2 separate regions of the Homo sapiens genome follow, and region 2 is linked to region 1. Evidence: read pairs that join two places in POLR2A ChIA-PET (ENCODE). Cell type or tissue: Panc1. All regions are shown on one strand.

Evidence for each region. ChIA-PET counts read pairs that join two places held together with the same protein. Peaks named below come from ENCODE experiments on the same cell type or tissue, not always from the same donor. Only the 100,000 strongest peaks of a DNase experiment are listed, where the experiment ranks them.
Region 2: POLR2A ChIA-PET joins it to region 1 with 20 read pairs; 5 of 35 experiments call an interaction of 5 or more read pairs at or near these places.

What each region holds. Positions count from the first base shown.
Region 1 is chr16:70,577,934-70,580,433 of GRCh38, forward strand. It overlaps a transcript of IL34 not described here. Among named protein-coding and RNA genes, the nearest start is that of SNORD111, 41 kb to the left of the region's middle. RefSeq lists enhancers at 1,469-1,974, 1,975-2,480. In Panc1, no CTCF peak of the experiment used is centred here; no DNase peak of the experiment used is centred here; H3K27ac peaks cover 902 bases.
Region 2 is chr16:70,329,849-70,332,348 of GRCh38, forward strand. It overlaps DDX19B (DEAD-box helicase 19B), which reads left to right. Exons shown (of 12, transcript NM_007242.7): 9 at 1-220; 10 at 1,874-2,036. The region is part of intron 3 of DDX19A-DT (DDX19A divergent transcript); the gene reads right to left. Among named protein-coding and RNA genes, the nearest start is that of DDX19A-DT, 16 kb to the right of the region's middle. In Panc1, a CTCF peak has its summit at 1,925 (motif pointing right); no DNase peak of the experiment used is centred here.

The DNA of each region.
Region 1 (2,500 bases):
CTGCCTTGGCCTCCCAAAGTGCTGGGATTACAGGCGTGAGCCACCGCATCCAGCAAGGTCAGCACTCCAGACTAGGTTGGCTGTGGAAGACTGGGTGTTAATAAGGGGTTCCTAAATCCAGGATTCTGTGCTCACATTCAGTGAAACACTACAGACTCCCCTCTTGGATAGTTTGAGGCTTTGAACACAGCCGTTCTCCTATCCTCCCCCACTGGCCCATCCCTAATGAATCCAAATGCAGTCTAGTAAAATCAGGAAGCCTGCTATGAAAACTTGACAGAGATATTGAAGATGCCCCTGCAGTTGCCCACTCTGACCCAGGTGAAGGGAGAATGGCTGTACCTTTGGTGATGGTGCTGAGGGAAAGGACCTCAACTCCCGTAAGTGCTGGGTCTGAGGCCACGTGTTACACCAGGACAGGTCCTGTGTCCCTCAGGAAAACCTGGCTTTGGGGTCAGACCTCAGTAACCAGCTGGGGAATCTTAGGTAAGATTCTCTCTCTCTCTCTCTCAATCTCTCTTTTTTTTTTTTTTTTTCTAAGAAAAGAGACAGGGTCTTGCTCTGTCATCCAGGCTGGAGTGCAGTGGCTTGGTCATAGCTTAGTGCAGCCTCGACCTCCAGGGCTCAAGTGATCCTCCTGCCTCAGCCTCCCGAGTAGTTATAACTACAGGCATGAGCTACCATGATGCCTGGCTAATTTTTAATTATTTATTTATTTGCAGAGATGGGGGTCTTTCTATGTTGCGCAGGCTGGTCTCTAACTCCTGGGCTCAAGCCCCAGAAAAGGGGTGAGGAATCTTACCCAAGGCCAGGCACAGTGGCTCAAGCCTGAAATCCCAGCACTTTGGGAGGCTAAGGCAGGAGGATTCCTTGAGGCCAGCAGTTTGAGACCGGCCTGGGCAACATAGGGAGACGTCTGTATCTACAAAAAAATAAATAAATAAATAAATAAATAATTAGCTGGGTGTAGTGGTCCCAGCTACTTGGGAGGCTGAGGTGGGAGGATCGATTGAGCCCAGGAGGTCAAGACCACAGTGGGTTGTGATTGTGCCACTGCTCTCTAGCCTGGGCAATAGAGTGAGACATTGTCTAGAAAAAAGGCAAGGCATGCCGGGTCATGCCTGTAATCCCAGCACTTGGGAGGCTGACATGGGCGGATCACCTGAGGTCAGGAGTTCAAGACCAGCCTGGCCAACATGGTGAAACCCCATCTCTACTAAAAATGCAAAATTAGCTGGGCATGGTGGAGCGTGCCTGTAGTCCCTGCTGTGAAACTCCGTCTCAAAAAATAATTAAAATTAAAAAAAAGATTATTCACCTTTTGGAGCTCATGTCTCTTCATCTGTAGACTGGGTAACTCATTGGTGCTCAACAGGGATGATGTATCAGAGAAAGGCCTTTTCTTCCACCTAATGGACCCCCAGTCCCACACACACACACAAACACACACACACACTCCAGTCACCACCACATCACTCAGTTTTGTGTTTTGTTTCGTTTTTTTAGAGACAGGATCTCGCTATATTGCCCAGGCTGGAGCACAGTGGTTATTCACAGGTGCAGTTGCAGCTCACTGCAGCCTCGAACTCTTGGCCTCAAGAGAGTCTCCTGCCTCAGCCCCCTGAGGCTCATGTCACTACACACTACACCCAACTCCCCATCACCTGGCTTTTAGTTTTATGAGACGAAGCTTTTGTCTAGGCCGAGTGTTCTGGAGAGGAGCTGGGGTAGTCCCTTAGAACAGTCCAAGCTGCCTGGGAGCCAGGGCCTGGGTTTGGGGGACTTCTTGTAGTCAACTGGCTGGCGCCCTCAGTCAGAGCAGTCCCCTGGCGGGTCCTCTGGGTTGAAGACTCCCTCCTACTTCACAGTCCAAGGCAGGCGGGGGCCACGTGGCCCTGCCCCGCCCCTGCTGGCTTCGGTTCCTGAGCAGAGCTGCAGTGGCCTGCTTTCCCCGCCCTTCTCATCAGACGGGAAGCCTGGACTGTGGGTTGGGGGCAGCCTCAGCCTCTCCAACCTGGCACCCACTGCCCGTGGCCCTTAGGCACCTGCTTGGGGTCCTGGAGCCCCTTAAGGCCACCAGCAAATCCTAGGAGACCGAGTCTTGGCACGTGAACAGGTAAGAAGGCAGCAGGCTTTCTCTCCTATGCCTGGCTTTCCTCTGCCTCTGACGGCCTGGCTTCCCCACCCCGATTCTGCTGCTGCTTCACTGATCCCAGGAAGAGGGACCTGAGCTAGACTTGACAAAGACAGTCCCAGCCAAGATGCTCTGAAGTATGCCTCAGAGAAGTATATCTCAGCAGAACTGTCTGCTCTGGGTTTCAATTTTTAACCTTTGCCTTCATCAGCCTTGCAGGAAAAAGCCGATCCACATAACCATAAAGCAAGTCACTTCTCTGTGTGTGCCCTTCAGAGTTTAGTCAATTGACAAACCTACATTCTCAAATGGTTGGCATGGGCCGTGGGGCGCTGCTCCACTATATATTGCCGTAGGTCTTTGGAC
Region 2 (2,500 bases), 250 kb before region 1:
CCAGATGCTGCTTTTCTCCGCCACCTTTGAAGACTCTGTGTGGAAGTTTGCCCAGAAAGTGGTCCCAGACCCAAACGTTATCAAACTGAAGCGTGAGGAAGAGACCCTGGACACCATCAAGCAGTACTATGTCCTGTGCAGCAGCAGAGACGAGAAGTTCCAGGCCTTGTGTAACCTCTACGGGGCCATCACCATTGCTCAAGCCATGATCTTCTGCCATGTGAGTAGCAGTGGCAGTGGCAGGCCTGGCCCTTCCCTCTCAGCCAGCTCCCCACAGGGCTCAGGAGGACTGGATGCCCCTGGGTGCCATGGGAAGAAACGAAGTGGTTTGTTCTCCTAAGGTTTTAGTGAGTCGTAAGAGGGAGACTTTGATTCCACTTCTTAGTGATTACTTGGAGAAAACCCCAAGTAACAGCCAATGAAATAATTTTTAGATTTTTAAGAATATAAGCTGGGCGGCTGGCACGGTGGCTCATGCCTGTAATCCCTGCACTTTGGGAGGCCAAGGCGGGTGGATCACCTGAGGTCAGGAGACCAAGACCAGCCTGGCCAACATGGTGAAACCCCATCTCTACTAAAAATACAAAAAATTAGCCGTGCGTGGTGGTGTGCACCTGTAATCCCAGCTACTCAGGAGGCTGAAGCAGGAGAATCGCTTGAACCCGGGAGGTGGAGGTTGCAGTGAGCTGTGATTGCTCCATTGCACTCCAGCCTGGGTAACAAGAGCGAAACTCTGTCTCAATACAAAAACAAACAAACAAACAAAAAACCAACAACAAAAAAAGAGTATAAGCTGGGCAAGTACCTGTAGTCCCAGCTACTCAAGAGGCTGAGGTTGGAGGATCGCTTGAGCCCAGGAGTTCAGACCAGCATGGGCAACATAGTGAGACCTCATCATTAAAAATATATATATGGCTGGGCACAGTGGCTCACGCCTGTAATCCCAGCCTTTTGAGAGGCTGAGGTGGGGGGATCTTCTTGAGCCCAGGAGTTCAAGACCAGCTTGCACAACATAGCAAGACCCCATCTCTACAAAAATTTTAAAAATTAGCCAGGCGTGGTGGTGCATGCCTGTGGTCCCAGCTGCTTGGGAGGCTCAGATGGGAGGATTGATTGAGCCCAGGAGGTTGAGACTGCAGTGAGCTGTGACTGTGCACTCCAGAGTGGGCAAGAGAATGAGATCCTGTCTCAAAAAATTTAAATTTAAAATAAAATTTTAAAATATATATGTTGTTTGTTTGTTTTTGAGATAAGGTCTTGCTCTATCATTCAGGCCAGAATACAGTGGCATGGTCATAGCTCACTGCAGCCTTGGCTCTTGTTACTAGGGCTACAGGTATGTGCCCCATGCATGTCAGCCTAATTTTTATTTTTATTTTTGTAGAGGTGGGGTCTTGCTATGTTGTCCAGGCTGGTCTCAAACTCCTGGCCTCAAGCAATCTTCCAGCCTCAGCCTCCCAAAGCCTAAGACTACAGGCACGAGCCACCATATCTGGCAAGAACATAGACTATTTAGGAATGAAGATCTTTGGCTAAAGCCACACTCTTCCTAGATACAAAAGTAACAGCAGTTACATAACTTATCTAAAAAGAAAAAAATCATATGACTAAAATTCTATTTGAAAGAAAAATTTTTTTTTGAGATGGGTTCTTGCCATGTTGTGCAGGCCAGCCTCGAACACTTGGGCTCAAGTGTGTAGCTTGGACTACAGGTGTGTACTACCATGCTTCATTGAGAAATTTTAAGCCTAACCTCCTAACTGGATTTAGCAGGGCCTTCATGTATTTTAATCGTGGCAAGCCACTTTTTAGCAGTTGTCTTCCTTTTGTTTTTAACAGGTCTCTTCATAAAAAACAATTCTTTTCACTACAGACTCGCAAAACAGCTAGTTGGCTGGCAGCAGAGCTCTCAAAAGAAGGCCACCAGGTGGCTCTGCTGAGTGGGGAGATGATGGTGGAACAGAGGGCTGCAGTGATTGAGCGCTTCCGAGAGGGCAAAGAGAAGGTTTTGGTGACCACCAACGTGTGTGCCCGCGGTGAGCAGAGGACGTGTCCCACCTGGTCTGCCAGGCTTGGGGTCCCAGGCCCAGTTAGAGCCAGAAATCCTTGTACACAGGGAAGTCGGATGGTCTCAGGGAGATGGGTGGGGTTGGTGACACTATTCCTTTCTAGGAGAGACTGTTTGGATTTCCCTCAGGTGATAAGAACTCCCACAGAAGCCAGGAGTCCTGACTTGGTGGAAGGAAATGTACAGGCATCTGACTGGTAGAGAACAGAGCCTGCTCTTCCAGGGATGCCCATCTCCAGAACATTGTGTCTCCCAGAGGCTTACTGACTGATTTCATAATTTTGTTGGCACCTGCCAAAGTTTTGTTCTTTTCCTCCAGGTTCTGCTGTATGCCTGTATGTGCCCTCTCTTGTACCCAATTCCCAGAGTTGGCCTGTCCCAAATGTATTTATTTATTTTTTTGAGACAGAGTCTTGCTCAATGGCCCAGGCT